Linked DNA regions of Mus musculus: region 2 is linked to region 1. A link is a loop called in an ENCODE intact Hi-C map of the cell type or tissue named here. Cell type or tissue: heart. All regions are shown on one strand.

What was found. Peaks named below come from ENCODE experiments on the same cell type or tissue, not always from the same donor. Only the 100,000 strongest peaks of a DNase experiment are listed, where the experiment ranks them.
Region 2: it touches region 1 in a loop (2.8-fold over the local background); 2 of 42 quality-filtered maps call a loop at or near these places.

Annotation. Positions count from the first base shown.
Region 1 is chrX:56,345,130-56,347,629 of GRCm38, forward strand. Zfp449 (zinc finger protein 449) reads left to right here and starts at 1,268. Exons shown (of 5, transcript NM_030139.5): 1 at 1,268-1,310. It overlaps Gm38625 (a long non-coding RNA gene), which reads right to left and starts at 1,267. Exons shown (of 3, transcript XR_878111.3): 1 at 1,048-1,267; 2 at 1-12. In heart, no CTCF peak of the experiment used is centred here; DNase peaks (open chromatin) are centred at 1,262 and 1,922; H3K4me3 peaks cover 1,451 bases; H3K27ac peaks cover 1,369 bases.
Region 2 is chrX:56,488,555-56,491,054 of GRCm38, forward strand. Ints6l (integrator complex subunit 6 like) reads left to right here. Exons shown (of 17, transcript NM_172779.4): 9 at 452-584. Among named protein-coding and RNA genes, the nearest start is that of Ints6l, 35 kb to the left of the region's middle. In heart, a CTCF peak has its summit at 1,406 (motif pointing left); no DNase peak of the experiment used is centred here.

The DNA.
Region 1 (2,500 bases):
TCCAAGATCTCTCTAAACAAATCACACTTTTTAAAAAATTATTATTATTGTAGTTCCTTCGAATTCTCAAAAGCATAGGTGGGCAGCCTCTAGGATGGAGATGGGTTCCCTGGGGATAGGTCCTGCCTTTGTGCAATTTCATTTGACTCTCAGACCCAAAGAATCATCAGGCTCCCATAACACCTTGGTTGAGATGAGCTACTCTTCCTTCAAAGATGACTAGGGCCCTGGTAAGAGTAACAGTGGCTTTGCAGGACTTGAGAGTCAGGGGCTCCAGGCCTCAGCTAATGAGAACAACTTTGGCTTGGATGAAGCTGTCTTCAGTGCCTGCCAACAACACCGCTCCTCCCATGTCTGTCTTGCTTCCACCGGATCATCAAGGAGGAACAAGAACAAGCAGCTTTTTTCCTTGCTATCTTGGACACACTCAGGTCTAGATACAGGTTCTCAGGCAGAAACAAAGTCCTAGGGCTAAAATTCTGGCACACACAGACCAATAGCCCCAGCCTCGGACCAAAAATGAGCATTTTTTCCCAATCAGCACTATTGTATTTAGTGGCCCTTGGACCAAGTCTCACTACAACTCACTGACAAAGGAGAAGGGAAAGTTTGCTTTCAAGGGCAGGAAAAGCAGGGAACCAATTGGAAGACTTGAAATAATGCCAGAAGGCTAATCTTCAAACTTCAGAGACCACTGGGGGCTGTTGAAGGTGGAGAGGAATAGGAGGGTTCCCTAGATGGAAGCTCTAAGCTTACAAGAGGAAAAAAAAAACTAAGATGTATATTCAAGGTCACTGTGGCACACAGACAACACAGATCAGTCAGAATCCCCCCCCCCAAATTTTTTTTTTTTATTATTAAAATGGCTCTAAGCTCTTTTGCTCTCCAGGGTGTCGTTAGGGACCCTGAAATCTGAGTTTTAAAAAATGCCTTCTCAAGAACCACCTCCTCCCCGAGGGAATCACTGAGTGGGTAGGGGCTGTTTTAAACAAAGTTTTTCCCCCACCTGCATCAATTAATCTAAAGCTGTTGGGAAGTAGCTCTTACTTGACTCACTACTCGGGGCTCGTCCCACCCAATCCCCTAGGACCATAAAGCTATAAGACCGGAAATAGGAGCTCTTCCAATGCAGCTTGAAACTAGGTGGAAGACTAGAAGAGTCCCAGCCATCCCCCACGTCAGCATCCTAGTGGGCTCTAAAAGCGGCGGGCGGCGTGGAGCCTGCCGGGAGCTGTAGTACTCAACGCGGCTGTGCGCCTGCGCCCTGGGCAGTTGCCGGTGAGCTTGGGAGAGCCGTGGGCGCAGAGGCGGTGAGTCCCGGAGCGGACAGAGGGCGTGGCTGTCCCTGGGGCGCGGGCGCGGGTAACGGGGCTCTTTTTTGCAAGGCTGGGGCCACACAAACTGGCAAATTTCATATGTGCCCTGGGAGCCAGGCCCCAGGAGCAAAGAGGAGCGGCGGGCTCCTATTCGTTCAGGGACCCCGCCGCCGCTCCCTGCGACCTGGCCAGGCCTTGCTGGGAGTCCACGATGGCAGGGAGTGCCCATCTGGGTGGTCGGACATTGTCATCCAAGAGCTCTTGGACACCACGTCCCTAACACTGGCATGGGGTTTTAAACCAGCTTTTAGGCTTTTCAGGGACATGTCACGCCTGCTGTTTCCCCAAGTGCCCTCTTTGATTAACGGTGCCTTACGGGTAGGCCCTGTGAGGGTGGATTCAGAGGCAAGCTTGGGGGCGGGGGGGGGGGGCACTGTTCCTTAATGAAGTGAAGTTTTTACTATGTAGGGCCCAGGAAAGAAACCTAGAGAAACACTTCCCTGGTAGACGTGGTGGAAGGTTTTGGGTCAGCCAGGAGAGGCTTCCCTAGCCAGCTGTGCGACTGGAGCAGCTTAAGTACTGGGTCCCCAGCCAACAGACTGCAGATCCTTGGATATCCTCCAGCAACGGTTCCATGCCTGGGCTCAGGAAACTAGAAGCTTCCTAGGAAGGAGTCTTGACCAGCAATAAACTTCACTTGAGTTCTCGCCTTGTGCCAGGCGGGCTGCTATTCACTTTCTGTGCCATTTGATCCTCGAAGGATTATTTTTTATGACGTTGATGCTATCGTTATGTGCTTGTTGTAAACAGAGGCATTTGGGTGTGAGGACTGCACAGCAAATTATGCCTAAATACATTTGGCACAGAAGGACAGGTTACTGTTACAGTGATGGTTGATATGAAGTCAGTTTCAGTCCAGTTGACAGAGTGGGAAGAGGTTCCGGACTCTTTTCCTTGAATCCTCTTCAAAAACCTTAAAGAGGACAGGTATAAGAGTTGTCTCAACCAAAAAAAAAAAAAAAAAAAAAAAAAGTATAGGCAGAGGCAGGCGGATTTCTAAGTTCAAGGCCAGCCTGGTCTACAAAGTGAGTTCCAGGACAGCCAGGGCTACACAGAGAAACCCTGTCTCGAAAAACCAAAAAAAAAAAAAAAAATAGTTGTCTCAGTAGATGGGGGAGGGGGCA
Region 2 (2,500 bases), 140 kb after region 1:
TGAAAGAAAGCATCTCCTAGCTGCCTCGGAAGTTTTATAATAGTTTCTGTCTACTAATAGGTTACTCTCTACTTATTTATTGAATGAAAATTCAAGACGATGGGAGTATGTGTGAGGATGGATTATATAATCACATAAGTGGCCTTTCTCTTTGGAATACTATTTCAGCATCATTATACTAACCAAGCAAAATTTTCGGTCTTACTGATGTATCCTGGGATCTCTGAGTGGTTACCGTATCACCTAGTTTCACTTGTAAGATAATTATGGAGTATCTATACTTTGAATATTCATACATAAGCACGTTATTTTTACATAATCCTATGCAAAAATACCTAGTCTATTTTTGAATTGCTGTGCCACAGGTGTTGCTGTGGGGGGTTGATCTGTGTTTGACTTTATGTGAAAATGATTATTGTCATAACTGTACATTTCTTCACGTTCGTCTTAGGTGTTTGTTACCAGCAGTTCAAAATATAATGAGCTTGGATATCCATTTGGTTATTTGAAAGCGAGTACTACTTTAACTTGTGTAAACCTCTTTGTGATGCCTTACAACTACCCAGTCTTACTTCCTCTTTTAGGTGAGTAAAATATGTGCTTCTTAATCATCTTTAAAATATGGCAGAAGTGCTAGGGAGATAAAATATGAATAAGCATTTCAAATTCCATCGGGGAATAACCAATACCAGAATAAGTAAGTGTGCAAAAACTGATTTGGAAGGATAAGGCTTCATTCTTTTCAATTTTTTTGTTTGTTTCTACATCAAATAGAAGAGATAGATACCTGCTCTTTGCTGTTCTTCAAAGTGCAAAGTCTATTAATCGTCCTCCCTTCTCCATGTTTGGCTTACTTGTAGATGTGTTTGGCTGCCCTAGAAAACGTGTGTGTGTGTGTGTTACATGCCCATGTATGTACATATTGTGAAGGCCATAGGTTGATGTCAGATATCTTTTGAAATCACTTGAATAGCTATATCTATTTATAGTAATACCATACTACATGACATCCTAGTTGTAAAGTTTTGAGGGATTTTTTTTGTGAGAGTTTCTAAATTTTTGCTTCAAAGATGAAACATTTACAAAATTTGATCATGGTACTACTATTAATAGACAATGTATTTAAAAGGCAGTACTTTGTTGATATTTAAGAAACTTAAAAGTAGGTCATCATCATAAATAAATCAGCATGGTTGCTCTGTATATTTTAGCTACTTTATTTTTCAGTCCAGTCTGAACATATCTTCCTTGTAAGAATTGCTACTAGTAGGAAGTATCTGATCTATGATAGAGGATACTAAGATTACAAATAAAGAGGCTGGGGGCTTGCTGTTTTTCTAGAAGATGCAGGTTCCCCAGCTTACAGCTATCTAGAACTCCAGTTCCAGGGATATGTCACCCTCTACTGGCCACAGAGAGTACTGCATGAACATGATGCACAGACAGACATGTTGGCAAAACAGTCGTGCACATAAATAGAAATACATAAATCTTTCTCAGATTACTAATAAATTATCTTTCTATTTTGAGTAATCTCTCCCCTATCTTAAATAAGTCCTTATGATATCAGTTTCCACAAAGATATAGTAAAGAAAAAATGTGTAATTTTTATTTAGACTTTAAACAATGTTAGAAAAGTATACTTTTGGCCCATTTTATTGCACTAGGATTGACATAAAAAAAGCTATACATAATGAAACACCACTAAAATTTATGTTCTAAACATGGCTTATTCATGTCTTTCAAAGGTTTCCATTATTATTATTATTATTATTATTATTATTATTAATGTTGTTGTTGTAACAAAAGCATTTACCATAGGATCTACTCCCTGAATAAAATTTCTGTATACAAAACACTGTTGCTAGTGGCTGGAGCTTGGGGACTCTTGTGAAAGAATAGGAAGAAGGACTGTGGGACCCCAAAGGGAATAGGAACTCCACAGGAAGACCAACTGAGTGAACTAACCTGGACCCTTGCGGCTCTCAAAGACTGAACCACTAACCAAAGAGCATTCTACTGCTAGAGATAGCCCCACCGCTGTTCATATGTTGCAGATGTGCAGCTTGGTCTTCATGTGGCTCCCGAACAACTGGAGCAGGGGCTATCCTTAAAGTTGTTGCCTTCGTTGGGATATGTTGTTCTACTAGCTGGTCCGCCTCGTCTGGCCTCAGTGGGAGAGGAAGTGCCTAGTCTGGAAGAGTCTTGAAGTGCCAGGGTGGGGAGAGACAGGGTGGTTGGGGGTGGGAAACCAACTCAGAGGAGAAGGGGAGGGGGAATGGGTGAAGGATTGTGGGAGGGGACAACTGGGAGGCAGGCAGTGAGTGGGATGTAAAGTGAATAAGTAAAAATAAATAAATTAATAAATTTAAAAAAGACGCTGTTGCTAAGTATAGGCACTGTGTTGGAGGATGTTACACTGTAGGAAATGAAGGAGACATACAAGGACAAATAAGGACGCTCAGCCATCTTTCCAGCCCCATCCTTACTGATTCTAACA